Regions from separate parts of the Mus musculus genome. Here regions 2, 3 and 4 are each linked to region 1. A link is a loop called in an ENCODE intact Hi-C map of the cell type or tissue named here. Cell type or tissue: heart. All regions are shown on one strand. Links, peaks and the distances in the headings refer to the core of each region. The heading gives the core; the rest is flanking DNA.

The links. A loop is a pair of places that touch in the nucleus more often than their neighbours do. Peaks named below come from ENCODE experiments on the same cell type or tissue, not always from the same donor. Only the 100,000 strongest peaks of a DNase experiment are listed, where the experiment ranks them.
Region 2: it touches region 1 in a loop (12-fold over the local background); 10 of 42 quality-filtered maps call a loop at or near these places.
Region 3: it touches region 1 in a loop (8-fold over the local background); 6 of 42 quality-filtered maps call a loop at or near these places.
Region 4: it touches region 1 in a loop (9-fold over the local background); 24 of 42 quality-filtered maps call a loop at or near these places.

What each region holds. Positions count from the first base shown.
Region 1 is chr3:93,127,213-93,135,187 of GRCm38, forward strand. Gm35785 (a long non-coding RNA gene) reads right to left here and starts at 1,033. Exons shown (of 4, transcript XR_375840.1): 1 at 972-1,033. In heart, for the core only: a CTCF peak has its summit at 3,418 (motif pointing right); no DNase peak of the experiment used is centred there; H3K27me3 peaks cover 358 bases.
Region 2 is chr3:93,402,679-93,410,653 of GRCm38, forward strand. No RefSeq gene overlaps it. Among named protein-coding and RNA genes, the nearest start is that of Rptn, 13 kb to the left of the region's middle. In heart, for the core only: a CTCF peak has its summit at 4,510 (motif pointing left); no DNase peak of the experiment used is centred there.
Region 3 is chr3:93,358,297-93,366,271 of GRCm38, forward strand. No RefSeq gene overlaps it. Among named protein-coding and RNA genes, the nearest start is that of Rptn, 31 kb to the right of the region's middle. In heart, for the core only: CTCF peaks have their summits at 1,983 (motif pointing left) and 3,794 (motif pointing right); no DNase peak of the experiment used is centred there; H3K27me3 peaks cover 300 bases.
Region 4 is chr3:93,490,630-93,498,604 of GRCm38, forward strand. No RefSeq gene overlaps it. Among named protein-coding and RNA genes, the nearest start is that of Tchhl1, 26 kb to the left of the region's middle. In heart, for the core only: CTCF peaks have their summits at 3,585 (motif pointing left) and 5,621 (motif pointing left); no DNase peak of the experiment used is centred there.

The DNA.
Region 1 (7,975 bases), core at 915-5,914:
GTGATATAGGTGTATAGATGTTTTATATCACCTCCACAAGTTGGCTGAAGTTTGAGCATGTGGTATCCCAACCCACCTCTTAAGGTTTTCGAGATGACAAATTTAAACAAATGTGTTTAGTATTAAATTTTTTCCTTTGGAATAGTGGTGTAAATTTGTCAAAGTCTGGTTAAAAGAAGTCTCTTCTCAGTGAGGAGATTATAAAAATCATATTATATATATATTTTTAAAAAGTAGCTCGGTAGATGGCAAGTCTTTGAAAATGTAGGCGTTATTAACTTTTGATTTATTATTGATTCCTGAAAAAGTACATGGAACAGGTTTGCCCATATGAAGTTAATGAGAAAGTCTTCAGAAACTGCTGTCAGAAACTGAAAACCGAGGTACCTCCACAGCAGCACCCTAGAACTAGCATCAAGCATATTTTACTAGGCGGACTATCCCGGGTATAGCTTGATTCTGTGTTCCTCCATTCCTGTATTCCACCATCCATCCATCCATCCATCCATCCATCCATCCTTCCTTCTCTCCCTCCCTGCATTCTATCACTTATCTGTCATGAACTTGATGACTTACCATCCATCAGTCTCATCTCTCTGTTTATCCACTCACCCATCTCCCCTTCTTTGGATACCCCTTTACAAGAATTAGGGGGTCAAAATAATCTGAGCCTTCAGGGGGACTATTAATATCAAAGGCTAAGTTCCAGGTTCTTAAATGAGGCCAATGATGCAACAGAATTGATACCCAGAAGACGTGCTTCTCGTTGCTTCCCAGTCCCTGCAGGCAGTTCTAAATCTGGTTCAGTCACTGGGTGGCCTCCCAAAACCTATCTTAGGAACAATAGACCTCAATAATCAGGCCACCATTTGTCATCAAGGCACACCCATGTCATAGCAGCACTCTGCTGATTGGCTAAAACAAAATCTTCAAGGCACTCCAAGCATTTACCACCTAAATCTGTCACTTACCGGTGCTGTAGGTGGAGTGGGAAAGGCTGTGTAGTTTGACTTGTCAAGTTGCCAATAAAAACCAGTTTCTGTCGAGTGGTGAGATTTCATTACCCAAGCCTGGAACGTGACCCTCATCAAGTGCTTATTGAAGTTGCTGAGAACTCACCCCACGCCAGATCTTCTTACTTACATCAGATCATCACTGCTTAGGGTCATCCCTAGAGTGGGTCTCAAATGGAGTAATTGACCTGCACTGACACAGAGACTGTGATATTTTGAAAGAGGAAATTGAACCTCTAATGAATTTGTGCTCTGAGTGAGGTGTTAGGAATCCAGGGAAAAGCCCAACATCTATTGCCTTTGCAAAGCACAGAGTCTAGTGGAGACAACAGGCCTCGAAAAGGTGATGGGCTATCACAGCAGGAAGGTTTGGGACTTGTGAAAACAGCCTCATCTGACTTGAGAATCCCAGCGGTTTGGAAGAAGGCAAGCTGGAACTGGGCCTGGACAGCCCAATCAAACACACCTGAATCTTGCCAGACAAATCCAAACTAAGCATGGAGGAGGGAGGATTCCATGCTGCCAGGGCAGCTCACTGCTCACAGTGGGCCTTGAGGTGGCTGACACCACTTTCAGATTTGAAAATGTGAGCAATAGAAGACTCCTTATGTTTCTGGTTAAACACATTTTAATCCTTCATGCTGCCAGGTCATGGCTCCAACTTTTTCAATTTTCTTTCTCAAAACAGACTCTCGCTCCAGCTGATCCTGAACACACCCCTCCCAGCCACCCCCACACCTATTACACTCTGTGCTCTCATGCCACATTTTCTATGAAGCTTCTCTAGAGTGGCCGACTCCCCAAACCATCTCTGCTGTACTTTACATCTGACTCGATTGCCACCTATGGCAAGCTGCATTCCGGGTGGTTTGTAGATCCTGTGACCAGTAACCTGAATATTTGGACCCCCCCCCCAAGAGCTCTCAAGGGGCTTGGCACCCAGTAGGTCCTCAACAGCTAACTGCTGTGAGACTGGCGCTTCCAGAACTTATTCACACTCAGGTGACCCTGCAAGGCTCAGCATGTTGTCCCGGCAGGGAGCCAGTAGCTGACTTGGGAAAAACAAGTGATGTGGAATCTGGCAGTGTCCCAGCTATTCTTCCACGTAGCAGCAGCCACCTCCAATACACAGCATTTTCTAATGTTTACAGGAAACTTCTGAGCTCACCAAGCACCTGTCCACAACCAGGCACCCAACACGTAAGGGTTGAACACCCACTGTATGGAAGACACCAAAGCACCATGAACCTTTACTGGCTGGAAAAAGAAGCAGGGGTATCTTACTGATCACTAGGAATAATATACAGCTGCTTCATTTTAGTTCATTGGAAGTGCAATGTAATTCATATTATTCTCATTATATTTCCCTGACTTTCCTATAGTGGCTCTGTCTTATTCATGCAAGCAGACATTTAAAAAAAATAATGTTTTAAAACGAACTGAGTGGATGCACCAAAGATGAAGACATATAACAACTGTGATTTCTTGATCATCAATGGGATCTAATTCACTATATAGTCAGGCAGGTAGGAAGAAACAGTTGTGTGTCTCAGCTGTGAGCCTGGAGCAGAAGGCAGCTGTATCTACTCTTCCCGACCCAAACGTCAAGAGGCCACGGTCTCCCTGCAAAGTTGGGTGTGAGGAAAAGGCTGCTCTCTTCTCCTGCCTCCCTGAAATCCAACAGAGATGACCAGACCTGGGTTCTCCCAACATTGCCTGCTCCTAGGGTCCATCTACTCTCCAGTGCATGACTGATTTTGAGTTCTTCTTTCCAATGTTCGCCGAACACCTTGCTAACCATCCTCAGATCCTCTTCCTATCACAGCTGAGATCTGGTGTCAACTCTGACTAGGCTCAATGCAGGACATGCGGGAGCCTGTGTCCCTGGCAAGGCTCCATGCAAGCCCAGAAATACTGCACAGATGCATACAGGGTGTCCCATCTCTTACCCTTGCTAGACCTTAAGGACAGCCAGGCCTTGGTCTCAATCCTCCAGGCTTCATGCCTACTTCTGCCTTAGACTTTGATTGCTCAGTCCCAAACCTAAAGACTCCTCTCCAGGTTCTAACTCTTGTATTTAACAAGTAAATGACTTAGCCAATTCGTTTGAACTTTCCAAGAATAAGCCATATCTATAAAATGGGAAAAGCAATACTAACTAGGCAAATAGAGTAAGACTGTGTTAAAAAACAAAAAAACAAAAAACAACTGTGCTGAGTGATGATCAAATTATTGGCCTCTGGGCTCAAGATAACTTGTAGCTTTGCTCTGTCTTCACCACATGAAATGCATTTTCTCCTTAGTCCAGCCAGGTGAGCTAAAGTTTCTGCTGCTTTGAAGGCTTTCTTGGCATCCTCCACAGTGGCAGTGAGAGATTTTCTTGTTATACACAGAGCTGAACACTAGGTGGCAGCCAGGCCACGGGCCTTGCCAAAGAACGCTGCCTTCCTTCCACCTGACACAGAAGCAAGGTCTGAAGGCCTGTACTTCAGCTATCCTGGTGCTAGGCACGTCTCCTGTTCCATCCAACTTTACCCTTGTCTCTTCTGCCATAAAGAGACCTGTTGGTAAAGGAACCCAAGGGAAGCTTGCTGCTGGCAGACTCAGGCTGAAGCCTTGAGAGCAGGAGGAGGTTCAGGTTTGGTGTTCAGAGCGATCCTCTGGCTGTGAGGCCTTCTTTCACAGAACAAGGGGCTGCAGCAGATGCTGAGGCCTTGCTAGCAGCAGAGGGGTTTGCATAGTGTCCCCACAGACCAGAAGATTGCTTTGTCTGCTGTTCTAGAACTTCTATACAGATTGCCATCAAGAGGACTCTTAAAGTCCCAGGGAGCCCAGGCATGCTAGACTCAACACTTTCAGTAGTTTCCCTCAGATTACAAACAGAATTGTAGGTTTCCCTTTGGAATGATTCCTCCTATTTGTGACTCCTTTCACCACCTGCTTTCTTAGTCTCACTGACTGAAAAGTTGTTCTCTCTCTCTCTCTCTCTCTCTCTCTCTCTCTCTCTCTCTCTCCATGCCTTCCTACTTGCCCCTCAACCAAGTGCATTACAGTCTATCTTCTGAGTGCCCAAATCCCCCAGATCTGGAACCAGCTGTTATCTTACTACCAAGACCAGGGTCATGTTGGCTTGCACCTTGCTATACTCTTTGCTGCTGGTCACACCTGAACTCACCCCTTACTCTCTTCTTGATCTGTTCACTATGCACAGTCCATACCCAAATTTTTCAATGTTTTAGCTAGAGCTTCTACTGACAGCTATACACTCAGCTAGCGCCACCCCCCCCCCGCCCCCCGATCTTCTGCTGACTCGGCACATAGCACTTAACTCACCTGTCTGCCCTCTGCCCCATACACCTATTTTTGCTTCTTTGTTTTCTGCCTCAGCAAAAAACCTCATCAGGGAACCTGCAGTGGCCAAAGTTCAAAGCAGTGGAAGCCACATTGGCTCCTTCCTGCAAGACCCATGACCACTTCATAGCCACTTCCCAGTTATACAAAAAATCTTTCCCTCCAGGCCCCTACGCTGCACCAAGCCAGTCTAAGCCACAACATCTAAAATGGCTTTGATGCCCACTTCCTATTGACCTCTCCATACTGCGCCATCCTCCTAATAGACAATGTACTAAAATGCAAAGCTAAGTGGGTCTCTATGTTCAAAGTCTTTCTGTTTCCCATAGAGGGTATGAAAACACTGTTGTAATGCCCACAGTCTCTGACACATGGTTTGGCAAAATTCTCCTCCTCCTCAAACTCTCACCCACTGGAGGGGTTCACAGGCATCCAATCTCCTCACCTCTTCTTCACCTTCCATCCAACCTGTTTTCTCTTTTTTATTCATTGAGGTTCAGTTCAAGAACAATCAACTCTAGTCCTAGCTTTGAAGTGGGCTCCCATTCTCCATGTTTCCTTGATGGACCTTAATGGACCACCAGGTATAGTTGTGTGGTCATACAAACATAAATTACTATTACATAGACATAGACTCAAAAACTTTTCTTTTGGTCCCTTGAACAAAGTCCACCACCATACACAGAGAAGAGGTGAGATGGGTCATTTTTGGATGTGTAGCTGGGTGACAGAACATAGATGAGTTGCTCCAGAAAGTTACCTGTTCATATAGAGATGATCTGGAATTTTTTTCACCATATCCCAGAATGGATCACGAAATGCGGTGGAGACCCAGGACTTCTCCTTTTTTTTCTTTCTTTATTAATTAATTTATTTACTTTATACCTTTTATTTACTTTATAGCTTCCCTTTCCTCCCTCCTCTTCTCCCAGTCCTTCCTTCTCACCTATCCTCCTCCCATCCTCCTGTCTTCTCTTTCTCCTCAAAAAAGGGGAGGCCTTGCAATAGGACTAGACACATCTTCTCCTATAGTGGCTAGACAAGGCAGCCCAGATAGGGGAAGGAACCTGAAGGCAGAAAATAGATTCAGAGACAGTCCCTGCTCCTGCTGTTAGAAGTCCCATATAAGACTGGGCTGCAAAACTGTTACGTATGTGTAGAGGGCCTAGAACTGTACCATGCATGCTCTCTGTTTGGCAGATCCGTTTCTGTGGGCCCAGGTTAGTTGATTCTCTATGTCTTCATGCAGTGTCCTTGACCTCTCTGTCTACTTCAGTCCTCCCTGCAACTTCCACAGGATTCCTCAGACTCCACTTAATGTTTGGCTATAGGTTTCTTCATCTGTTTCCATCAGTTGTTCGGTGAAACCTCTCAGAGGACAGTTATGCTTGGTACCTGTCTGCAAGTAAAACAGAATATCATTAATAGTATCAGAGGTGGGCTCTCTCACGGCATGGGTCTTAAGCTGAGCCAGTCATTGGTAGACAATTTCCTCAATTTCTGCTCCACCTTTACCCTTGCACATCTTGTAGCAAGACAAATTGTGGGTCAAAGGTTTTCTGGCTGGGTTGGTATCCCAATCTCTCCTGGAAGTCTTTTCTTGTTACAGGAGATGACTGTTTCAGGTTCCATATTTGATTACGAGGACTAGTAACTAAGGTCACCCTCCTAGATTTCTGGGATTCTCCATTGTCCTAGGTTTCTAGCACATCTTAGAGATATCACACGCACAAACTCCACCCTTTCCCTACCCAGTTCCCTCCATCCATCCACCCCCAGTGTCTATTCTGTTTCTCCTTCTCAGTGAGATTCAAGCATCTCCCGCCCCCTGGGGTCCTCAATGTTACTTAGCTTCTTTGGGTCTATGGATTACAGCATGATTATCCTGTACTTTGTGCCTAATATCTTATTATAAGTCAGAACATACCATGTTTCTCTTTCAAGACCCAGGACTTGAAACACAAAGCAGCCCAACTAGATGCCATTCTCCAGCCAAGGGACTGGACCCACTTTTTATCTTCACTTTCAAAAGTCTGGACACTGTTCCAGCTTCACTTTTGAGTAGATTTCAGACTCTACTGGGCCGTGATTTGCCTTTCATATTGGTCCATGAAGTTTGCTCTTTTACACTAGGTGGGAATGGAAAAATATAGCCAAACATTAGAGAAGGAGCCAGCCTCTGCCAAAGAGTCTAAGCATAGACAGCAGAGTCAAGATTGCCAACTTATGGGAAATGCAAACATATTCTTTCTTGTTCCCACTAATAGGAAAATCAAAGCAGCTACAATAAATCCTTACAGTTTCTAGGCATATTTCCCAGGTTGAGACCTTAATCCATGTTCTTCCTTGATTGCTCTTCATGATACACTGTTCAAGACAAATACTCAGCATAAAAAGCCTGGTATGAGGTATCTAGCTAGCTTGAATGAAGTCTCTTTCCCCACACTTGCACTTATTACACAATAGTGTCTGTATTTCTTTTACAACATTCAGATTTTAACTTGTGTCTCACATGAGTGCCTTGTCCGTGTCTTGTGGCAAAGCTGTAGGTGTCTGTCAGGGAGTATCAGTACTTCATCTCTGGTCTGCGATTGAGAAATTGAATTGTCCACTGACTGGAACACTAATTTTCAAAGCAAGCAAAAGGCTATAAGTTCTAAGCAGGTAGAGAAAACAGGAATGATCTTGTAGGTGCAGGGCATCTGAGAAGAATTCCTGGAATAGGTGTGACTGGAGGAGGCTGCAAGTATAAAGCAGTGCTAAGTGCAGACACTAAATTCCCTTAGGAGCCTTACTGTTATTAGGACATCTGTGAAAGAATGGCCAGGCTTCCCTTCTCCCTTTCCACCCCAGCACAAAAGAACAGGAGTGTATCGTAGTGGATAGAGATGAGGCCTTCAAAACAAACACCCTACACTTAATGGCTGTGTAATCTCGGGCTAGCCATTGTACCTCTCCAAGCTATTTCTTCACTCATAGAGGTAAAATTACACTTGCTAGATTACATAATGATTAAAGGTATTAACCTAAGAAAGCAGCTTACAAGGCCCTAAAACTAATCTAATTATTTTCAAAAATTAAGGTGCACACTAATCATTTAACTTTTGTAATTACTGTTTTTAATCCTTACAATACTGGTTCAGAAATGGAGATGCAACAAGGTGCCTAGGGTAAGCCTGAAACGGCGAGATAAAAGCTAATCCAAGGTGATTGGCATATTTTATCCATGGAAGGCAATCATTCCCCTAGCAAGCATGACATATTTAGAGAAGAACCACCCAACATTTCCCTCTGAAAACCAGAAGCACAATTAGAGCTCCAAAGAATAATCACTTTGCTTCTTTGTGACTCATGATCATCAGCAAATGCTTCTGCCCTTGATCCCTCTACACCCGGTGGAGAAGCCCAACTATCCAAACTTCTGATGAGCACTGGGAGATGCCAACAAAGGGAGGATAGAAGGTGAAAGTAGCTGGCTCTGGAAGTGGTTCAGTGCACCCCACCCCACCCAGAGGCCCCTATTGGTCAGAGCAGCCCAAGGGGTGAACAACAGTTCTTGAAGCAGCAATCAGAGACTGAGCATTGATGGCCTCTCTGAAGAACTGCCTTCC
Region 2 (7,975 bases), core at 1,482-6,481, 280 kb after region 1:
CAAGGACAGGCCTACACAGAGAAACCCTGTCTCGAAAAACCAAAAAAAAAAAAAAAAGAAAGAAAGAAAAGAAAAGAAAAGAAAAGAAAAGAAAAGAAAAGAAAAGAAAAGAAAAGAAGTCTGATGGTCTGTCTGACTTCAACATACAATCTAACCCAATTTCCACACTGTCCCTAGACTCTGAATTAACTGGACATCTTGCCAGTACTGCTTTGTTTATATAATTTTTTTCACTTAAATGCTTTCTTGATCGTCACCTGCCAAAATCCCTCCTATCACACTTACTGTGGCATCTCTAGTTCTACCATCACCAGAGCTTCTCATGGTACCTCAAAACCAATATTAAACCCACTTGTTTCCTGTCCAAGTGTGAGGTTTACACACCAGTTACCATTGAATCTTCAATACAAAGCACAACAACTGTCATTCTACAGAAGAAGAGTGAGGATTGAAATTTAAAAAAAAAAAAAAAGGCAAAAAACAAAAAAAAATGTGAACTTAAAGCCTTGTTTTATTATAAAGTTTATGATCTCAGGAAAACTCCTCAAGCTCCAGTTTCCCATTCATAAGATGGAATTAATAGTTCCAAAACAGAAAAAGAAAGAAGGGAAAGAAACAAAACCCCAAAAGGCACAAATGGAACAAACAAAAAGTCCATGAAAATGAAAATCAAAACACGCAAAGATCAAACCAGTCAAAAAAGATATATATAAAACAGTGCCTGGCTGGTGAGATGGCTCAGTGGGTAAGAGCACCTGACTGCTCTTCCGAAGGTCTGGAGTTCAAATCCCAGCAACCACATGGTGGCTCGCAACCATCCGTAACAAGATCTGGTGCCCTCTTCTGGAGTGTCTGAAGACAGCTACAGTGTACTTACATATAATAAATAAATAAATCTTTGAAAAAAAAAAAAAAAAACAGTGCCAAGACAAGGCTAAGTGAGAAAAAGCCTACAAAAATTCCACTGAGCGGGTATGGTGGCGCACACCTTTAATCCCAGCACTCAGGAGGCAGAGGCAGGTGGATTTCTGAGTTCGAGGCCAGCCTGGTCTACAAAGTGAGTTCCAGAACAGCCAGGACTACACAGGGAAACCCTGTCTCGAAAAAAAAAAAAAATTTCCACTGAGTTCATTTGTGTCAGCCAAGTATTCTTGGGTAAGAAGTCTGACCTGGAAGGAGGATGAATGCTATAATCCAGTGAGTGACTGATCATTGAAGAAAACTGACTTTCCCTTTGTCCATGGATATCAATTGCAGAGATCATTACGGGTGAGATTCTGTGTGCACTTTCTCATCTGGGTGCTGGGAATTTTTCATTCATAAAATAAAGTTGTTAGGTCTCAGGTAATTCAAATATCCAGAAATGAACTCAACCTGAACTACAGAAGTTATTTTTGACAAATAAAAACCAACATTCTTCAGAAACTTGCGAAACCAGTTCTCATCTGCCAAATGGAGTAATTTTCCTTCCTTCTGCCAGAAGGGACATATGTAAAGCATACCAAAACTCATGCTGGCCTCCAGGTTCCCATGGTATCACAAGTCCCTGTTATACATTTCAAAGTCCTGGCCTTCCTTTCCTACCCTACCTGCTCATCCTTCTTAAAGTCTCTATGATTTACCCAACACACGCTCTCCAATCTCTCTCTCTTACTCTCTCTTTCTCTCTCTCTCTCTCTCTCTCTCTCACACACACACACACACACACACACACACACACACACACAAACACACTATGCTCTCTTCTCCATCTCTTGCTATCTTGCGTTCTCTACTATTGTCACCTATTTCTCTGCTTCCCTAGCATCGGCCATGCCCAGTCTACTTCTTTCTCTCCAATCTGGACTCTTCCAGATGCCTCTATATATTTTCTTTCTCTTAGTCACAATAAAACACCCCACCCAATGAAGCACTCATGTCAGAAGTTTCTTTCCTGTGCACCCTCGCATATGAAAATTACAATAGAACATATATTAAAGAGATATCAGGGCTGGAGACACGGTTCTGAAGCTAAAAGCCCCAACTCTCTTGCAGAGGACTTTTTGGTTCCGAGCACCCACCTCGAGGCAGCTCCTAACTATAACTTCAGCTCCACAGGGTCTGATGCCTTCTTCTGGCCTACTTGGGCACCCATACACAGCATACATTAACACAGAGGTACATAAATAAAAAATAAAATATTTTTAAAATATCAGAACATTTTCCTCACAAGGCTCATCAAAGGAATTAAAAACTTTCAGACAGGACATGTAAAGGCTTTTTGGTAGTGATCAAGACTATGACTCCACCAAGATTACAAGCAAAATTTAGTAAGCTGGACTACAGCAAACACAAAAGCTTCTAGCAGCAAAGGCATGAAACGGCAGCCTATGGAACTGAAGAAAGTTCTGCAAAGGATGTATCCAATAAGAGATCAAAATCCAGAAAATTCAAACAACAGAAATAAAACAACCCCTTAATAAATAGGCAAAGGAGGGGGAGGGGCGCTGGAGAGATGGCTCAGCCGTTAAGAGCACTGACTGCTCTTCCAGAAGTCCTGCGTTCAAATCCCAGCAACCACATGATGGTTCACAACCATCCGGAGTAAGATCTGATGCCCTCTTCTGGGGTGTCTGAAGACAGCTACAGTGTACTTACAATCAATCAATCAATCAATAAATAAATAAATAAATAAATCTTTTTTAAAGGAAAAAAAAGAAATAGGCAAAGGCCCTTAAACAATTTTCAAAAGAAACACCTGTGCCAATAGGTACACAAAAAGGTTCTCAGCCTCAGGATTAACCAAGGAAAAGCAAATTAAAACTACAGCGGACAGAGTGGCTACTCTCAGAAAGAGAGAATGGTTGAGTTTTGAAAAGAATTTTTGTGTTCTGTGGGTAGAATTGTAAGGTAGAGCATATTGAGCCTTCATGAAAACCCGTATAGCTTTTCCTCAAAAATTAAAGACAGACGTATGATTCAGCAATCTTAGTTATGGTTATATCTTTTTTTTAAAGTACAAAATCCAAGCCGGGCGTGGTGGCGCACGCCTTTAATCCCAGCACTCGGGAGGCAGAGACAGGGCGGATTTCTGAGTTCAAGGCCAGCCTGGTCTACAAAGTGAGTTCCAGGACAGCCAGGACTATAGAGAGAAACCCTGTCTCGAAAAACCAAAAAAAAAAAAAAAAATTAAAAAAAAAAAGTACAAAATCAGTATTTTGAAGCATTTTTCACAATAGACAGGATATAGATTCAACCTAAGTGCTCAGCAGTAGATGTTTTGGAGTGAAATTGTGTGTATGTTTGCCTATGTATATGAATATATGCTATACATAAATATATATTATATATATATACATACATATAATATTAGGGGCTTGAGAGATGGCTCAGTGGTTAAGAGCACACTGTCTGTTCTTCCAGAGGTCCTGAGTTCAGTTTCTAGCAACCACATGGTGGCTCACAACCATCTATACTGGGATCTGATGCCCTCTTCTGACATGTAGGTGTACATGCAGATAGAGCACTCAAAAACATAAAATAAATAAATAAATATTTAAGCCTGGCAGTGGTGACACATGCTTTTAATCCCAGCACTTGGGAGACAGAGGCAGGTGGGTTTCTGAGTTCAAGGCCAGCATGGTCTACAGAGTGAGTTCCAGGACAGCCAAGACTACACAGAGAAACCCTGCCTCGAAAAACAAACAAACAAACAAACAAACAAAAAGCTTGTTATATAAGTGATTGATCTATGGTAATAATATAATATCTACAATGACACATAGTAAAATAATAATAATATCACTTTTCAATAGACTCTTTAAAAAGTGAACTAATAAAAACAGGGAATACAGGAAGCCTGGTTGCTCTGCACAGGACTGGGAAAGGCTCTGCAGTCAGGCCACACAGACTTTCAGCTATAAAATGAACAGTAAGTTCAGAGACTTAATAATAACACTGTGTGCTGACCATAGTTAACTAGATTTTATTGTATACTAGGAACTTATATAGAGGGGGGATACCTTGAATATTTTTAATCACACAAAACCAATAAATATACAAGGTCATATACATATGTAATAACTTTATAATGATGATTATTTCATAATGCATGTGTATACCATGCCATCACAGTGAATTCCTTTAAACTTTATAATTTTATCTGTTGAACTGCAATAAAGCCAGAAAATAAATTAAAATCAGTACATAGCACCAGGAGGAGGAAGAGAGGTGGAGGAAGAGAGAGGAGTGAGAAGATATTAGAAATCAAACTTGGAACTGGAACACTTGAGATCCAGTCCTGACAAAGTTACCAACATAACAGCAGACCTTGAGCCGCTCCAGTTTCCTCAGCCTTAAAACACAAGGTTCTGGCACAACACAACCGATAATGCTATCCTGTGGCATGGTGGTTTTGCAACTAAATGTCTAATCAATTATTGTACAATGACGATAAGTAGAGGATGAAAACAAAAACTTTTGAGGCAAGGTGGGGTGGGGAAGAAAGGTTCCGTGGGGATCTAGTGCCACCTCCTGGTACCAAGAGTCCTTGCATCCTTTTCTGATACCTGGACAATAGCATGCACCCTTCAGATAGGGCTTTCTCGGCCTTTCTGGAGCAGGTAAGATTGCTGTCATAGCCTTGTGGCCAGTTTTTCCTGTGGCAGCTGCTTATGTGGAGAGAGGCACAGCTGTTGCTAGATTGATGTCCCTGACAACTTTTTTATATGGATTTTGCTTTTGGAAGTTTTGTTCTGTTGTTGGAGGGGAGTATTGTGTGTTTCTGTTCTAAACCCAACTCTGTCGAGCTTTGCTTGCTCCAGAACAAAGTACATATTCTTTGGTTTATTCGAAAAATTAAATCACTTTAACAGTTACTAAGCATTGTTAATCCGTAAGTGCTCAAAAAGACTCTGTAGAGGGAAGAGTAGCATTTTAGAGGGTTTTTGTTGTTGTTGTTGTTTTGTTTTGTTTTTAATGAGTTTCAGGTATGGCCTGAAACTTAACTTTCTGTGTGACTTGAGCCTTGATGTCCTCGAATTAAAATTTTGTCAGTGTATGATACTATCTGCTTTGGGTTTCTACAAGGGTTCGTGAAATCCCTGTTATGTTACCAGGCATGACCTAAGCACAAGAGAATTGTTAAAATACAACTCATGGCCGTAAAGAGCATGATGTAACTCGGGGGCACCCGTTCAAGGGTGTATGCTGTTTCCCCACGCTTGCCAAGGGCTGCGACAGAAAGTGGCAACACAGTAAGAAAGAACACAGAGGTCTCATGCTGGAATCTTAGTTGTTAATTTTTCTACCTCACCTTTCTGCTCCTACTACTCTCTACCATTTATTCCCATTTATTCTTTTGGTCAGCTCTGAAAACATACATATACAGACTGAGCAGGTTATACTTATGTGTGTATATACATACATATATATATCCATGTAACAACAATTAATGAAACAAGAGGCCACGAATTTGAGAACAAGGAGATCTACATAATTACAGTATAATCTCAAAAATTAAGTATTTTTAAATTCATAGTTTCTTTACTTTCTCATTGGTTCCTGAGATCTTCATTCTTAAGACTTAACGTGCAATGCCTTCAATTACAGATACACATTACATGCATAACACATCAAGGCTTCAATTCAAAAGTCTCATATTTATTTATTATTCATTCATTCATTCAACACTGAGGGCAATCATTCTGGAACTTTTGCTGGCTCTAGGGATATAGATCTAGGTATCCACCATCAGAGACTCATATTCTGTGAGGCAAGAAAACAGCTATAATTCCATGCCATTGCCACAAAAGAAGAGAACAGTTGTTTACAATTAGAAGATTAAAAAAAAATTACCGAGTATTGACTTCCTTAGCACTGGGCACGAGCCAGGCACTGAGTACTTTACACTCAGAGCACCTAAGCCTCAGTTGGAAGCTTTAATTGTCTGCAGTTTACAGGTGAGAGAGCAGAGGCACGGCAGATTGCATATCTCAGCCAAATCATATATCTTCTAAGTGGCAAAACCAGGACTCAACTCGAATCTGACTCTGGGAGCCCATGGTTTTAAATCACTTCATTGCCTCCTGAGCCGACGAAAGAAGAACACTATGCCCACAGAGAAGACTTGCAGGTGAATCAAGTCACGTCTTTTTAGAATAGCTTCATGTGATGTGATATGCAAACATGAATATAACCACACCAGGCCTCAAGGAGTGCATGGAATACTGAGAGAGATGGCAGTGCAAATAAATCAGAACGCACTTCATTGAGAAACTACTGGACTGCAAGGCCGGGGACGGGGCACAGGGGAAGTAACTTGGAATCTGAGCTGGGGAATATTGGTGAGGCTCTGGCTGGACGAGGTGAGCACTTGGCCTAGGCCTGTAAAGATGAGTTGGCTTTAAAGAAGCAAATGTGGGCGAGGAGGTGGAGTGAAGGTCACAGGGTTTAATAGGCCTAAAGATCTGACTAAGGCTTTTTATTGATTCTTATCCTAATAGGACAGCAGCATACTGCTTGCCTTAATAAAGCAGGCTAAAGAGACTTTAGGCTAAATTAACAGAAATAGTGACCAGTTAGGAAATAGAACTGTGCCCAACTAATGCTCAGCCCAGACGTTATGAAGCTCTGAGGTAGTTCTCTTTCCTGGGGAGAACGTATAGTGTGTTCCAGGCATTGGTGAGTAGTCAAATCTGTCACACAGAATAAGGGGCCATTCATTCTACATTGCTGCAGAGAATAGGACCAGAGTCCAGGGGTACAAGCTGAAAGCATATGGTCTTACCCAATTTTGTAAGAAATGTCTCATTTGTAACAGCCACAAAGCCAAGTTCTCTTGTTCCAGAAGACTGTGATATTGAGTCACCAGTTCTGCTTAACAAAAGCCTGTGTTACCAAAGTAATCAAAAAAGAGGACTTTCGTGAAGGACAAATGTGGTACTAAATAACTTCTAGGTTGATTAAGTGATCCAGCTCTATGACTCTGAGAGCTAAACGGGTCACAATGCAATGCCCCACGTAACCCAGAATTCCATTTCGGTAACTTTATCAAATGGCCAGACTTTACTGGAATTTGGTTTTAAAAGAGGGCTGTCCTTCTTCTTGTGCCTCTCTGCCACCTTGGGGTTAGCCAGAGGAGTTTATGATTGAGCAGGTGAGAAGCAAAACAACGCTGTTTTCCTACTCCCTAGCCTGTCTGAGTGCTGACAAGTTAGTGAATCACCCCCACGTTGCTCCCCCAATAGCATCCATGATCTCTCCAGCTGCTGCCCACGTGCCCACCTTGAAAACAGAAGATGAGCCTTGGCAGTGGTGGCGCAGGCCTTTAATCCCAGCACTTGAGCGGCAGAGGCAGGCAGATTCAGCCTGATCTACAAAGTAAGTTGCAGGACAGCCAGGGCTACACAGAGAAACCCTGTCTCAAAAAAAAACAAAAAACAAAAAAACAAAAAAAACAAAAAAAACAAACAAACAAACAAAAAGAAAGAGAAAGAAAGAAAGAGAGAGAGAGAGAAAAGAAAAGGAAAGAAAAGAAAAGGAAAGGAAAGGAAAGGAAAGGAAAGGAAAGGAAAGGAAAGGAAAGGAAAGGAAAGGAAAGGAAAGGAAAGAAAAGAAAAGAAAAGAAAAGAAAAGAAAAGAAAAGAAAAGAAAAAACAAAAGATGAGAATGTATTGATTTAGAGGGAGCTCTGAGATCAATATATTCAGCCAAGAAATAGCAACACTTCCAATGTTTAGTTTCAGGTCCCAGGACAAGGGACCAAGGGTGCATATTTTACATATCAAAGCTGACCTAGCCTCCAGGTTCTCCCAGAATCCCTTGGTCCCTACCTGGCATACACACCTTCTACAGGAATTTTTCAGCCCTTACCCCAGAGGCTCTCTCTGATCTATACAATCCAGACATTTCAGTCTCCTGGCTCGCCCATCCTGCCCCCTCTGCATGTACTCTTTCTTTCTCTTCCCCCTTCCCCCTCTTCCCCACTTGTCTCTCC
Region 3 (7,975 bases), core at 1,911-6,910, 230 kb after region 1:
CCTTACCTTGTGCCTCATTTCTACCACTCAAAGCCCTTACTTAGCAAAATAAACATACATATAGATTACATAAGGAAGAAAGACTTAAGACATTGAGCATCACTCAATAGGAAGAAGTATGGCAAGAAACATGAGTCGTCACAAGTTATGGATGGCACGGGTTTACTAGAGGGTTCTGTCTTCTTGACAAAGTGAGAAGCCATGTGGTCTGTGAATGAACACAAGACTAAAAGTGAAGAGGTTGACTCAGACTAGCTTTGTCAAAAACTTCCTATAAGACCCTAAAACAATCCATCTCATTTTCCTGGGACCTATTATTTTATCTATAAAAGGACTAGTGTGACTGCTCAGTTGATTGGTTGGTTTTTCCAGTTTCTGGAACACTCTTTTCTCAGATCTCTAAGTGGCTCTCTCATCCTGTTTTTCCAGCTTTTGTTTAAATCTTGCCTGCTTAATGGGTATTTATAAACTACCCTACCTAATAGTGGAACTCACTGGTCCCACTCATACACCCTCTAATTTGAGATCTTTGTTGTATCTGATACACTTCAAATGACTGACCAATGCACAGAAAAGCATAAAAATCCAATAAATATTTGTTAAATGAGTCTAACATGGGAGAAATCCTGGGGGTGGGGAAGACTAGAATAATAAACCATTTAAATTCTCCCTAAGGTAAGTTTCTGACACATTGGTCTATCCCAATATTCTCTTAAGCCTTATGCAATAGTAAGGGGTCAATTATTCAATAATTAGGAGACAGCAAGGGCAAACATCCCTAGTATTCCAGGGTCACCTGCTGTCAACCCTCTTTAGTATCTGCTTAAGCAACTGAAGTGACGAGAGATGCCAGGGGTAAAAGTTACAGGGAATACTTACCTTTCCCAACAACCAGGTTTTCCAGTAAAAGAAGAAGTACCCTAATGCTGGAAATTAGGTATCTCCAAAGGTCCTGGGGAAAAGATAATTAAATCTCCTGTGAAGGACAATAATGACAGTTAAGTGCCTTGCACTGAGGTCTTATGTAGCAGATATTAACTTAAGCACTTTTATATATTCCTTCCTTCAATTCTCACATCCAGCCCATTGATGTATTGTCACCAGTTAATAGGTGAGCATTTCTTTGAAAACCTACAACTTAGACTAATAAATAAGAAAATTAAAGACCAAGTGTGCACGGATTGTTTGGGAGGTGCTGAAGCACATGTGCTGGTCCGTACTATGGGACCCTAGTCCTGACCTGCCACGTATGACCTTACACCAAATATAACCGAGGCTCGGGATTCCGCAGTTCACTCTTTCATTTGTTTTAGTTTGGTTGGGTCTCACCTTGTGGCCTCTGACTGACCAGGAACTTACTGTGTAGACCTCAGTAAATTGCTTGTCTCTTCCTCCAGAACACTGAGACTGCAACCAGCTTTCCTGACCTTCACCAGAGAATCTTGTACCTGCTAACCAGTTCTGGACGGCTGGAGCCGAAAGCAGTGGTAAACACAAGCACGGTTCCGGAAATGCAGCCCCTTACCCCGGAAGTGGCTTTTCTTTCTTTTCTTCTCTTTTCTTCTCTTTTCTTTTCTTTTCTTTTCTTTTCTTTTCTTTTCTTTTCTTTCTTTCTTTCTTTTTTAAATTGGATATTTTCTGTATTTACATTTCAAATGTTATCCCATTTCCCTCAGTTACAGCAAGTGACTTGGAAAGTTGAGGGCCCCAAGGCTGCTACCCTGGCCTTTTCCTCGTGCAGAGTAATGGACATGCGCCAACAGAACTCTGTCACCTCACAGCAGTCACCCCTCTGAGAAGGCCAGTGGGCACGGGAGCCTCTGCATTGCAGGGGAGTGTCCTGGTAAACCTACTGGCCCCTGACAGAAATGACCCTCTTGATTGGATAAGGCTGAGGAAGCTATCTGTCCTGTGCAGCTTACAGCTTCAAAACTTCCTCTGCTTCCATCCTAGCTCCCTGTGCAGGAGACGGTGGCGCCTCCTGGTGGCCAGCCGGAGCCGTGGGCACCTTGGCTACCCAGACAACTTAAACGGAGTAGGAGGTGCTGCATATCTGTTCAAGTGTTATTCTTGTGCATTTTGCTTTAAAAAAAAAAAAATGCACCCACTATCATAAACCTTGAATACCAAGCTCTTTCTAAGTAGGTAACAATAGATCTAAGAAAATATTAAGTATATAATGCCCACGATACAACAAAAATTATGATAGCAGACGGGCCTGGTGTTTCATGCCTGAGGTACCAGGACGTGGAAGATGAAGGATAAAATGTAAATTTAAAAAAAGTAAGGTGGTACTCAAAATCATAAAAAAATAAAAAAAAAAAAGTAAGCTTCACAAGGTCAAAAGGAATAAATTAGAGTGCTCTTTGACTTTATGTGTGGCCTTGACAGACTTTTTTTTAAATGAAATTGTTAAATAAAATTAACCTTTAAATCATTTAAGCAGCATAATGCAGATTCCCCCCACCCTCCAATAATGAGACTCATCCCATCAACTGAAGGCCTGAGCAGAACAGCTGGCCTCCTTGAGCAAACAGAAATGCTCCTGCAGCCACCGTACGACATGTGTCTCTACTGCTTCTGAGTCTATCTCCACACTGCTGTAAACTTTGGGCTTGCCCAAATCACAAAAGTCAATTTCTTTATAATATTTTTATAGATATACATTCCAATGGTTCTTTTAGAGGGGGGAATCATAATGTAGAGTGACTTCAAAAATCCTCGCCTCTTTCCCTTTTTTACACTTTCAGTGTCCGATATATTTTATGCATATTTTGTATATTGATGGAAGTATGAAAGTAAGTAGAACTCCACAGCTAATGTTCCGAATGCCCATTCTAGCTGTATAGAGGTTTACTGAGTCATACAGACTTTGGGTCTGGATAATTTTGGGGTGTTGTGTTTTCATTTATTTGCAATATTTTTGTAATGTGCTTTATAAAGTGAGAAACAATTCCTTCTTTTGATATTGAGTAGAGCTACGAGGATTGGAGGGCCTGAGTCTGAAGATTTTGTTGCAAGCTCTCAAAGGCCTAAGCCAATAATCCAGCTATCCTGATCTGAATTCAGAGCTTCAGCTATATTCCACTACAATGTTCTTGTCCAAGAAGAGTGAGGAGTTGTTTTGCACAATTACCCTTGCTTCAGCATTTCCTCCTTCCCCTCACACCAGATCCCTTGGGTGGCACATTCTAAAGTACAACAACTCCTCACTCTTCTTGGACAAGAACAATGTAGAGGTACATAGCTGAAGTTCTGAACTCAAATCAAAGAGTTTTAAGAAAGGGCAATACCATGTGGTAAACACTATACAATTAAACTTTTCAGTGCAAAGTGGTTCCCCAGCCCCCCAGGACCCTCGATGATAATGATGATGATGATGATGATGGTGGTGGTGGTGTTGATGATGATGTGTGTCAATCAGTCAACAGCTGTTTTAAAAGTTAACAGTAGGACTTGTAGCAGTTAACTAGGTTCATCAAAGCCAAGTGCCTCTGGTTTTCATCTACAAAAAGATAGCTTGAAAAGGATTAATATCATAACATGCAGTGTGTCAGGCACAGCTTTATTCCTACATCCCTAGGGATTTTGCCTCCAGAATATAAAATCAATATTATTTTACTGTCAAGATCATGGGAATAGTATAATTAAACCAAACATGGAGTTTAGGCTAGTGACGGGAATTCATCTGATACCAATTGACTATTCCAAAACCAAGAAGCTCTCAAGAATGAGTCGTAGGTGACCAAGTACACAGCTTCCTGTACTATGACATAGACTGTAATTCTCCAAAATTGCCAGTAGATGGCAATATTCACTAACCTTCTGGCTCCTGCGCTGGTGTTAGAGATTAACTCTGAAAGACCAGGGCTTCTCCTGAAATATGCGTTACCGATAGTATTTACATAAAAGAGAACGAAGGACAGCTGCACTCAACCCAGAAAGGAAGCTGACACACAATTTCTTTCAGGAATAAAATCTCTTACAATGACTAGGCAAGGTGGTACAATATGCTTGAGAAGGAACAATGGTTGGAGAGACAGCTAAAATGGGATTTCAAGTAAAACACGGGGGAGACCTTCACTCAGATGAGGATAAGGGGGGGCTGGAGAGATTCCTCAGGAGATAAGAGCCCAGTGACTCACAACCATCCATTCGTAGTAACTTCAGCCCAGGAAGGACACAGAGCATTCGTGAGGTTCATGTACATACATGCAGGTAAAACACACTTGCACATAAATCAATCTAAGTTAATTTAGGGGGACGGGGGAGTAAAACTAAGGTAAGTGTTCAAGCCAAAAAAAGACAGATGAGAGTTTGGTTTCATTTACATATCAAAGCAGCCCTGACCTCCAGGCTCTCCCAGCATCCCTCAGTCCTTACCTGGCAAACCCTGCCCCCAACCCTTAACTTTCCAGCCCAGGGAATGGGCTGCCCACCCCACCGACTCTTTCCTATATGATCCAAACATTTTGGTCTCCTCTCTCTCCTGCTCTCTTCTACTTCTCTTCTCTCTATATACACGCAGCTTTTCTCTCTTTCTCTTCCCCCTTCCTGACGGTCCAATGGGGACTTCCCTGGCCTGGGTCTTTGGGGCCAGTGAACTTGCCCGAGAGCAGCTTCTCAATAAACCTGCACTTTATATAATCTAATCTGTCTTGAACTGGCTCATTTCTCCAGTGGAGAATTGACAAATCACCATGAGAGGGGTGGGGTGCGGGGTGTGGGGGTTGGGGTTTGGGGGTCGGTGTCCCAGTGAGTCTTCTGAATAATCTCCCTGAGAATTCTCTAGGCCAATCCCCAGAACAAACAAGAAATCTAACTTTTTTAAGTTTTGGAGGGCTGGCAGGAAGTGATCTAGTCAGCGCAGCATGGTTGACAAAGAGCAGCTTTCATACATTTAGAGTTTTCAAGTCACATAGCACAGTCGCTTCTTAAGTCTGTTGTCAAGAGAGCTGCAGGAGGCGTGGCCTGATTAAGGCTTTGGGACTCCTAACGGGTCAGGCCTGTGTCCATAATTTTGTTTGTAAATGATTCTTTGTTATAAATATAATGCTATCATTTATGTAAGATTAAAGTAAATTTGCAACTAAAGTGGTAGATGTGCTTGCTTATTTTATGTAAGGAGTTAATCTTGTTGAATGACCATTAATTCAGGTCAGAGCATCTTCAGTAGGTTGATATTTTGATTTTATAAACTAGCACTGAGAACTGCACTCCACAGACATGTAAAACAAATGACTGAAGCATATTTAAAACCATTTCCAATTCATCCTAACATGGGGTTTCCCTTTTCCCCTTTATAAACTGTCATTTCCCTAAGGGTCATATTTATCTCCTCTCTATGCAGAGGCAATCCTTTGTTGCTCCCATCCCTCCCTTGTTCCTTTTCCTTCAGCCTTGTCCTCTGTCTTCTGTCTTTTTCTCTTATTCCTGGTCCTTTGTCCTTCTGGGGCAAATAAATCTCCTTTGTGGGGGCTGGAGAGATGGCTCAGTGGTTAAGAGTGCTGACTGCTCTTCCTGAGTTCAATTCCCAGCAACCACATGGTGACTCACAACTACCTGTTAAAGGGATCTGATGCCCTCTTCTGGTGTGTCCAGAGAACTTTGTCTTGGGGTGTCTAGTGCCAACACAGGTCACTTCAGATGTAAAAGAAAGAGAAAAAGTATGGAGAAGGAAGAGGAAATGGAGAGGCACAAACCATGGAGCACCTACCACACTGGCCTTGTGTGCTTTCTTGATGAGCTGCAGAGGAGGACAAGCTGCACAGCAGGCAGCCAGCTTTGGGGTGGGCACCTCCACACCAAGTAGCTCGACTTAGTGGTGAGTTCAAGTCTCCACCCACAGCCTGACCTCACTGGGCATTTAGGGGAATGACTCTCCCCACACACACTTTGACCCCAGATGGCACTTAGTGAGGAATTACAGTCTCCCCATACCTATTGACATCACAAAGCAGTAGGTCCCCAAGTCTCAAAGCAGTCCCTAACCAGAAGAGATAGTAGTTCCAACACTTCTCCTGACCTCAGTGCACAAAAGCCAGAGGAGGCTGAAATCCCCAGGGCCCTCTCTGGCCACAGTGCAACCAACAGGAGTGACCTCGAGATCAGCTTTTAATATCCCAATTATTATCACACTTACATACTAATAATCTCATCCCTATTGCTTGAGATAACATGATTATTGTTAAGTTTCGAACTCAGGACAAGCAGGTGGGATGCCTATTTAACATATCAAAACAGACCTGGTCTCCAGGTTCTCCCAGCATCCCTCAGTTCCTTACCAGTTAAAGGGTATGGCTAGTATAACTCCCCAGTCCCACCCTCTACCCTAAACTCTGCGACACCAGGACTGGGCTTCCCCTTCCCCAGAGGTTCTTCCTTACATGACCCAGACACTTTGATTCCTGCTTTTTTCCCCCCACCGTTGGCGCCTGCTTAGTTCTCCTCATTCTCTCTTCCCCTCCATTGCTCCCACATCCCACGTGTTTCAGGACTGTGATCACTCTGGACTCTCCCAGATGTCTCTGCCTCTGGCTATGTCTCCCTTAGATCTATAATAGACTTTCTCCTTCACCATACCTAGGAGCAGCCAGGTCCTGTCCTATCCTTTCCTTTTTATTTTTCTTTTCCATTCATCTGATTCTGAAACCCAGGACAGGTTGAGGTGCCTATTTGATACTGTAAAGGGTGTGTATCTACACTTAAGCTAGCAAGGAAGGCTATCTTAAAGACAAACAAGGCTCGTTCTTGTTTATGATTAAACCTCTGTTTTTCAAGGATTTGGTTACACCCTGCCTGTAATTTTAATACTAGTGGTTCTGTACTGTTTGTTCTAGGAAACAGCGACCAGGTTTTTGTTTCAAAAATGTGGTTTATAAACATTTTGCAACCCTATCTTTGCTTTAAAAGATTGTTATGACTGCCTTGTTCTGACCACCTTGCAATCATATCTTTGTTTTTTGCCAATTGTGTCTTTGTTTCAGAAAGCTGTTATAACTAACTTGTTATACGTATGTTCTCTTCCTGGAATCCCACCTATTTTGCAACTTCTAAGAGGGCATGCTTGTCCTCATCTCTCACTTCCTCTTCCAGTTAACTCCTGATTTTAGAAAGAAAGTTAAAAAGCAGGATGACAGCCTTTGAACTCCACAGAGATATCTCTTAAATATGGCATTTAAGGTGTTTAGTGGAAAAGATGAACAGGAAAAGATGCAAAAAGCTACCTGTGATTCAGACGTGCAAGCTTTTGGCAGCAGTCCTTAGATGGGCATAGAACTCCACCTGGAGCTTGCTTTAAATGTGGCAAAACTGGGTGAAAAACTGCCCTTCACCCCAACCGCCACCAGGGTCCTGTCCAAACTACTACAGACAAGCAGGACACCGGAAAGGTGATTGCCCCAATTTGCCTAGACAATCTGGACATGTCCCCCAATTTCCTCTCCCACAGGAAAGTCTGGGCTTGGTAGCTAAAGACCGATGTGGCCCTGAGACCTCTGCCCCCAAGGAAATCAAGACTACCACGGAGCAATCTAGAATGACTGTCCAGATAGCTGGAAAGTCTGTCATTTTTAATAGACTCGGGAGCTACTTGGTCTATACTTGCTGCTAACTTCAGTGACACTTATCCTTCTCAGAAACCTTGGTGGTCTTGGTGGGTGTTGTCTGGCAGCCCCACCAGTCAAGGGCTACTTGAGCCACCAGGGGGTATATAAAGCTGGTAGCCTCATCCAGGTATTTCCACTTGTAAGCCTGTTTAGTGATGAATGTGTGAGAGGTACCCCCTATGCCTATGAGCTGGGACCCAGGGATCGGTTGCCAGTCACATGCGATCTCTTGCTGTCTTAAGATTGACCATCTGCTCCAGGATCAATAAGGCACTTGAATGGTTTATTGTCTACTTTAGTGGTTAATTTTGGATGGGCGCCTTCTGAGATGCTGGACACCCATAAGGCTTCTATGGGAGCAGTTGTCC
Region 4 (7,975 bases), core at 1,688-6,687, 360 kb after region 1:
AGTTTCACACCAAGGGGAAGCTATGATTCGAGTGTAGCACTTTGAGAAATGTGAAAAGTGATGTCCGTGCACTGAAAATCTCTTTGTTTTCACAGAAACGTCTTGAATACTCAGATCCTTCTCCTCGAGATAAAATGCCTGTGCTGTTAGAGGCTCTGTCTGGGGAACTCTGATGAGTTCTGCCAAAGACCAGCTTTGACACCAGGAGGTAAACTGAGACAGGCAGCTGATGAGGGAGTCAATGCTTCGAGCAGCTGATGGAGGTGGATCTATATACCTGTAGGGGCTGTGGCCTATGGCAGCAAGCGGTTTGAGAAAAGAAAGAGAAAATTCACACACACATGCACACACACAGTGAGTGGCCAAAACAAAAAGCAGAGCCCAATAACTTCATAAATACAAATACATACATAAATACATACATACATACGTGCATCCATTCATACATACATAAATACATACGTGCATCCATTTATACACACATATATGCATACATACATGCGTACATACATATATGCATTCAGGCTCCAAGCATTTTATATACACATAGATACATATATACACACAATTGGTGGATGAAGCAAGTTCCAACACACACCTAGACAAGATTTACATATATACATACATACACATAGTTGATGGATGGCAGGGATAATGTCCCAACCTGCACTCATAAAAACCTTATACATATACATACATACATACATACATACATACATACATACATACATACACACAGTTGATGGATGGAAGGAGTAAGGTGCCAACCCCCACATTTTATTTTTTTCTTCTGTAGCTTATATATCCCAGTAAAGTATTTCAAGCAGTATAAAATTACAATGTGATTAAGTTTTAGTTTTCTTTTAATGATTAAGAAAAGGCAGTGTGTCCCCCAATAAATACCTCTACAGGAGATATGTAGCAAAGGTAAAGAAAACAAAGTATTCCCAGGAGCCCAGGTACATTCCTACCTAAGCAACTTGTTATAGGTTAACAAATTGTAAGCAAGCAAGATAGTTTTCTCAGCCAGTTTCTCTTACTGGCAAGCAGCAATTTGCAGGTACAAAGAAAGGAATATTTTATTATTTTTCTTTAAATGTAATCTCGTAAGAATCTTAAAAGAATCACAAACCTAAACTTTTATATAAAAATCAGTAATACCTACCTTAAAGCCTCAGAATGTATATCTACTCATTATTAATTAATAAATCATATCAGGAAGCTGAAGGCAAAAATAGGTATAAGAATCAATTATCACCAGTCTAGCCTCAATGAGAGTCAGGCCAGCCAGTGCTGCCATTGTTCTTGTTCGCTGATCATAAATGGTCCCTACCCTAACGGATAAGAGAGTGCCTTTGTGAACTTCACATTTGTTCCCTAAGAGTTTCTACATCACAACCAATAATAAAACATCTCTACCTAGCTTCTTTAACAATTTTATTTTTCCAAATGTTTTCTAAAGATGGTAGTCTTTGTTGACAGTCTCTAGGTTCTTGTCTAGGATGGTGATAGAATATTTAGTCTGTGCTAGTAGTGATGCCTGCATCATGCATTAGTATTGTGAATGCCAGAGACACTGCCCAGTGAGGGGCTGCGAGCCCCCTTAGAGTTTTTAATGCTTCTTAGATTAAGAAGCCTGTGGGGGCAGCAAGCAGAGGAGAACTCCATAACAGCATGAAGTCCTCAGGACACATGGTCCTTGGGGCTGTGCCACACTGAGGCTCAACCATGTGGTGTGGTAACCTGTGGGCTGCATTCCATGAGTTCTAAAGTCATTTGTCATTCCTTCTGCATGGCCCTCAGCAGAACCCCTTTTCAAAAACAGAATTTCACTTGTGCTTCAGAACGAGCTAGCATCTGATTTCTATGCTGTAGAAGAGAAAATTGCCACACAACTGGTGGCAAGATATGCCTATGATACAAAATTGGCCCGACAAACATAAAAGAGATTATTGTGGCAGCTACTGTCTGCAATCCCAACACTTGGGAAGCTGAGGCAAGAAGAGCATCATGAGTTTGGAGCCAACCTGATATCATAATGAGTTTCAGGGTAGCCTGGACTGCAGAATGAAATCCTGTCACAAAAGAAGAGATAGGAGGAATGGAGAGATGGCTCAGTGCTTAAGAGGACAGACTGCTCTTCCAAAGATCCTGAGTTCAATTCTCGGCAACCACATGGTGATTCACAACCATCTGTAACGGATCTAATGCCCTCTTGTGGTGTGTCTGAAGACAGCTACAGTGTACTCATACCCATAAAATAAATAATTCTAAAAAAAAAAAAAAAAAGAAGGAATAGGAAGGGAAGGAGAAGGAAGAAGAGAAGAAGGAGGAAGAACACTAATACAATACTAACACAAATAAACTATATCTTATTTGGGCAGAAAAATTATAGAAATCATACAGCTTTAGGAAACAAAATAATTTTAAATATTGTTAGAAAATGAACATATAGGCAAGAACAGTTGGGGAAATTTTGGGAGAAATAGCTAAGAAAAGGGCTTATTCTGCTACACATTAAAAAGATCATATGGTAAAAATCTGTAGTAGACTATGGTATATAGTAACAAGAATGAAAGAGAAGTCAGTGTGGCACAGTAAAGCTGTCGGACTATGCCCATGCATAGGTGAGAACCTTGAACTCATGAAGAGATATTCGAAAATCAGGATGCAAAACTTTGGAGACGTTTGTGTGAGAAAGAAATGCAAGATGGGAGGTAGATAAAGGGGTAGAGAACTAGAGGGCAGCTGGCTTGTCTTAGTCAATGAGGAGAAAGTAATAGACAACAGAGGGTAAAAAAAAAAAAAAAAAAAAGAAGGAAATCGTGTAGGTAATGGACAAAAATGAAAGCTGAGGAGATGGGAGAATAGTGTGAACTCGGAGCATGGCGGAGTGCCCATAATGAAGGTGCTGGCAAGATCGGATTGGATGTGTGTGGAATAGGAGAGGACCTGAATGAGCCTATGGGAAACAGTCCTGTGTACTCGGCAGTGCAGACAACAAGCCTGTCGCCAAGAGATAGGACTGCAAGCTAACACACTGAACCACAACAAGAAACAAACACCAGGGAGTCAGGTCACCCTGAGACAGAAACTCACCTGGTAATATTTGACTCAACACTCACCCACTGAAAAGAGTGTCCAGTCCCAACCATTGGAAGCCCTTTTGTGTGACTATGACATCAAAGAGAGCAAATTGAACTAAACAAAGCATAAAAGTCTATTCTGTGCTTGTCATTGTAATAATCTCTAGAATGACATTAAATCCCAACTCAATAAGCATGGTTCTTACACAGCCTTCGAGTGCCACTGTTTTCTGATCTGTATTGCCTAGGTCGGTTGTGGGCATCCATTGAATAGATGTTATTACTTTTATGACATCCCTCCCTATTCATGCTTTGCAACCGTCTCCCTACTCCACACCCACCCATCCTCAGCTTCATAGAGCCTATCCTCACCAACTCAGCCAGCTTTGGATATACACAGCTGCTCTCTAAGCAGCACGCAGAAGGGACTCTAAAGTGTGCCTCAGACACAATGTTCTCATGGCTAAGGCTTGATTGCCACCTTGTGGTAACTTGGTGTAATTACCACAATCGGATCTTGCTAGCACCTTCATTATGGGCACTCCACCATGCTCTGAGTTCACACTATTCTCCCATCTCCTCAGCTTTCATTTTTGTCCATTACCTACACGATTTCCTTCATTTTTTTTTTACCCTCTGTTGTCTATTACTCTCTCCTTATCAACTAAGACAAGCCAGCTGCCCTCTAGATCTCTATGTCCCATGTGGACCTAACTCTTGAATGGAAGCTCTAACAGTGAAGATATCTTATGATCCTTCTTGGAATTCAAACGGACAGGAGACTCCCCTTCACGTGCTCATCTGCAGCTTAGACTGTAGAGGAAAGATGACTGTACAGTCTTCAGATGCAGATCTGTTGAGAATACATTCCCTTCCTTTTAAAACACTGAATTGTATGAGAACCCAAGGAGCATCTGGGAGCAGGAATTGAGCACTACATTAAATACAAGCCTCTGACTTAAAATACATATGGACTGTGAAGTGAGTGGTCAGAGGTAATGTGTGAAAAATTTTCTCTGTTCTCTTGAGCCAAAAACCCACAAAAATGCTACAAATCAAAAGGTTCAAAACTTTGTGTTCATTTTAAGAACATCCATCAAACTTTTCAGGTCGTCAAAAGCATGCATAATTTGAAAAGCTACCAACCGGGGCTGGAGAGATGGCTCAGCGGTTAAGAGCACTCACTGACTGCTCTTCCAGAGGTCCTGATTTTAATTCCCAGCAACCACATGGTGGCTCACAACCATCTGTAATGGATCTAATGCCCTCTTCTGGTGTATCTGAAGACAGCGACAATGTACTCACATATATAAAATAAATAAATCTTTGAGCAAGCGGGGCTGGAGCAAGTGAGCAGGGCAGGAAAAAATAAAATTAAATTAAATAAATAAGAAGAAAGAAAGAAAGAAAGAAAGAAAGAAAGAAAGAAAGAAAGAAAGAAAGAAAGAAAGAGAGAGAAAGAGAGAAAGAGAGAGAGAAAGAGAGAGAGAAAGAGAGAGAGAAAGAGAGAAAGAGAGAGAGAAAGAGAGAGTGAGAAAGAAAGAAAGAAAGAAAGAAAGAAAGAAAGAAAGAAAGAAAGAAAGAGAGAGAGAGAGAAAAGCTACCAACCTAAAAGATGTCACGTGAAACCTGTATGTGTGGTTCCAGTGAGACGGTGACAGAAGTAGCAAATGTGACCAGGCCAAACAGTGGTGTTGGACAAGGGGTCAGGGACCCAAAAGGGTTCTGAGTTTCTAGTGTGAATGCTTTTAAATGCATATTACAGTCACAGACAGATCTAATAAGCAAAGCACCCCTGATGTGCTACTGTACCTACAGAGCCTGTGGATGGATTGTCCTACTCACGAGACTCCCGCTCACACTGAAAAACAAATTTCTCCTAGTCAGATGGAAAGGATACCCCTGAAGTAACAGGGTTAGGCCAAGAGAATAAACCTAACATGAATGATTTAGTTTTAAGTAAAAGAGAAGAGCTACATCTGGATTTCAGAAATGCTGAAGTATAAATAAATGTGTAGCCCAGGTGACTTTCATTTTCAGCATCTCCTGGGCAGGAAGTCAGTGTGTGCCACAGTCTGGGGACTCTTTGTTTCAGCACCCCTGATTCTGTAGTGAGGTTACCCTGAGTTAACCGAGGGCCACTCAACAACAAACACTGAAAATCGACTACACATCTCCTCACACAACTTGCTGAGTGCTAACCATAGAGCCAGAAGTGATGCCCCCTGGCCCCCTACATAGCACAGATGCTGTAGCATGTATAGGAAAAGTGAAAATCCCAATATGATAATAAAATAGCTCCATGGAGTGGAATTGCCAAGAAAAATGTCCTGAGATAAATTTAGAGTAAAGGGCCAGACAAGAGGATGCACCAGCGATAAAAGATGACTAACAGGGTGAGAATGGATGATGACTCAGTGGTTAAGAGCGAGGACTGCTCTGGTGGAGTACCCTAGTTCAGTTCCTAGTACACATATGGTGGCTTATAACCATCTGTAACTACAGTTCCAGGGGATCTGATGCCCTCTTCTGGCCTCCTTGAGTACTTCACAAACATGGTGTACTTACATACCTGCAGACGAAATATTTAAGCACACAAAATAAAAATAAATAAATCTTTCATTTTAAAGGTGAATGACAAACTTCCATACAAAAAAAGGGGGGATCTGCGTTTTTCTAAGAGAAAATAATGAGGAGGAGACCAGAGGTTGTAGAAGGTTGTATAAGGCATGAAGGGACCATGCTCAGGACACCCAGGCCTAAAACCTGGGTACACTGAAATGGGCTGAGAGAAATCTAAGGAGAGCGTCGGGGTCCAGCCTCGACACAGGATCATAGTTCTCAACTGGAAGCAGGGATATCTAGAAGGCGCATAATAAATAAACACAGATTACTTTTTGGGTACCAGCTGACAGGCAATTTTTCAAGGCTTAAAGTTTCTCCCTCTTCTCTCATTCTCTGCTCTTTCTCCCTTTCTCATTCACAGCTTGAGGCTGCACACACTCTGCATTCTATTGTGCTCTCTGCTTTTCTCCTGTGTGCTTTTCTTTTCTTGAGCTCCCACACTCATATACACCTCTATGCATTCTCCTTTCACTCTTCACACACATCTCATACACACTCCATGCACTCTTCTTTCACTCACTCACTCTCTCTCTCTCTCTCTCCATACACACCTTATATTCTCTCCTCACTCTTCACATTCTCTCTTCACTCACTCTTCACATTCTCTCCTCATTCACTCTTCTCATGCCTTTTTCTTGCCCCGGTCTTTTATCGATACTCCAAAAGCAGGTAGAAAAAAGACATTGTACAATCATTGCCAAATCAAATTCAAAACAATGATCACATCCCACAAAGAATCGAGAATTACAATTGTTCCCCAAAGTTTCAAGCTTTTCCTATTCCCAGGTCTGTAGCCAAAATAATAATAATTGCAAACATATCATTATTTAAACTTTAACTTTTAACTTCTTAGACTTCAGAGCTCAGAGCTCTGAGGCCAGCCACTTGCATTTTCCCTGTGAAGCTCTGATGATAAATGACATGAGCAAGCTGCCAGGCAGTGGCCAGAAAGAATCAAGTTAACCATTAACGCAGTAGTTCTACTTCTGCACATTGCACACAATGACTGTCCAGTGTTTTGACTTAGTTTTGCTAGTATAAGATTTTACATATTCGATGGTGTTGTCACGGGAGTAGAACAGTCACTGAGGTGCCCCACCTTCTCACTCCCCTTCTCTTTTGGTTCCTCCCATTTGCTGACCATCACCTCCATCCCCTACTTCCAAAATCACCTCTGTTCCTGCCTCTGTGCGTGCCATTGACCCTGGAACCAAATAGAATGCTCTTCCTCTAAGCCCTCTTAAAGATACCCATGGGCTCAGCAGCTGCCTCCCTTACAATACCCTGATTGGTGACTACTGAATGTATACTAGTGACCACCTGAATTGGAGTCTGTGAATGTGAAGTATGAGAATCTGAACTGTTAACAAGCTCTCAAGGGATGTCTATACACGCTGAAGTTGGACAACCATTTCCTCCTCAAGGCAAAGTGGCTTGTGCTACTCAAGGTCTTGAGGTTAAGTTTGAGTTGGTAGAAAGACCATATCAAATCTCAGTGAACAGGTAGGGACAGGCCTAAATATTAGATGTTCTTGGCCAATCTTGAACTCTGACCAAATAGATCAAATTATAGCATGTGTGGTGGTTTGAATAGGTTTGGCCCCAATGTGTTTGTTGCTTGGCCTATGAGGAGTGGCAACATTAGACGGTGTGGCCTTGTTGGAGGATATCTCTGTGGGCTTTGAGGTCTCCAAGCTTAAGCTCCATCCAGTGTGGATTTCCAGTCTCCTCCTGGCTGCCTTCAGATCAAGATGTAGAACTCTTAGCTCCTCCAACATTCTGCCTGAGTGATGACATGCTTCCTGCCATGATGATAACAGACTGAACCTCTGAAATTGTAAGCCAGCCCCAGCTAAATATTTGCCTTTATAAGAGTTGCCTTGGTCACTATGTCTCTTCACAGCAATGCAACTCTAACCATGTGACCACTAAAATATGTATAAGGCTGGGAAGACGGCTCAGTCCACAAAGGGTTTGCTGGGGAAGGAAGCATGAGGACTTGTGCTCATGAGTTGGTTTGTTTGTTTGTTTGTTTGTTTTTGTTTTTAAAGAAACTTGTCCAGCAGTGTGATGGTAACCCCAGGATAGGGAGTTGATGGAAACAGTCAGATCCAGGAGCTCACTGACCAGCCAGACTAACTAGCTGAATTGCTGAGCTCCAGATTCACTGAAAGACCCTGTTTCAAAATGTAAAGTGGAGAGCTGGAAAAAAAATGACTCAGTAGTTAAGAGAGCTTGCTGTTACTCCAGAGGACTCAAGTGTG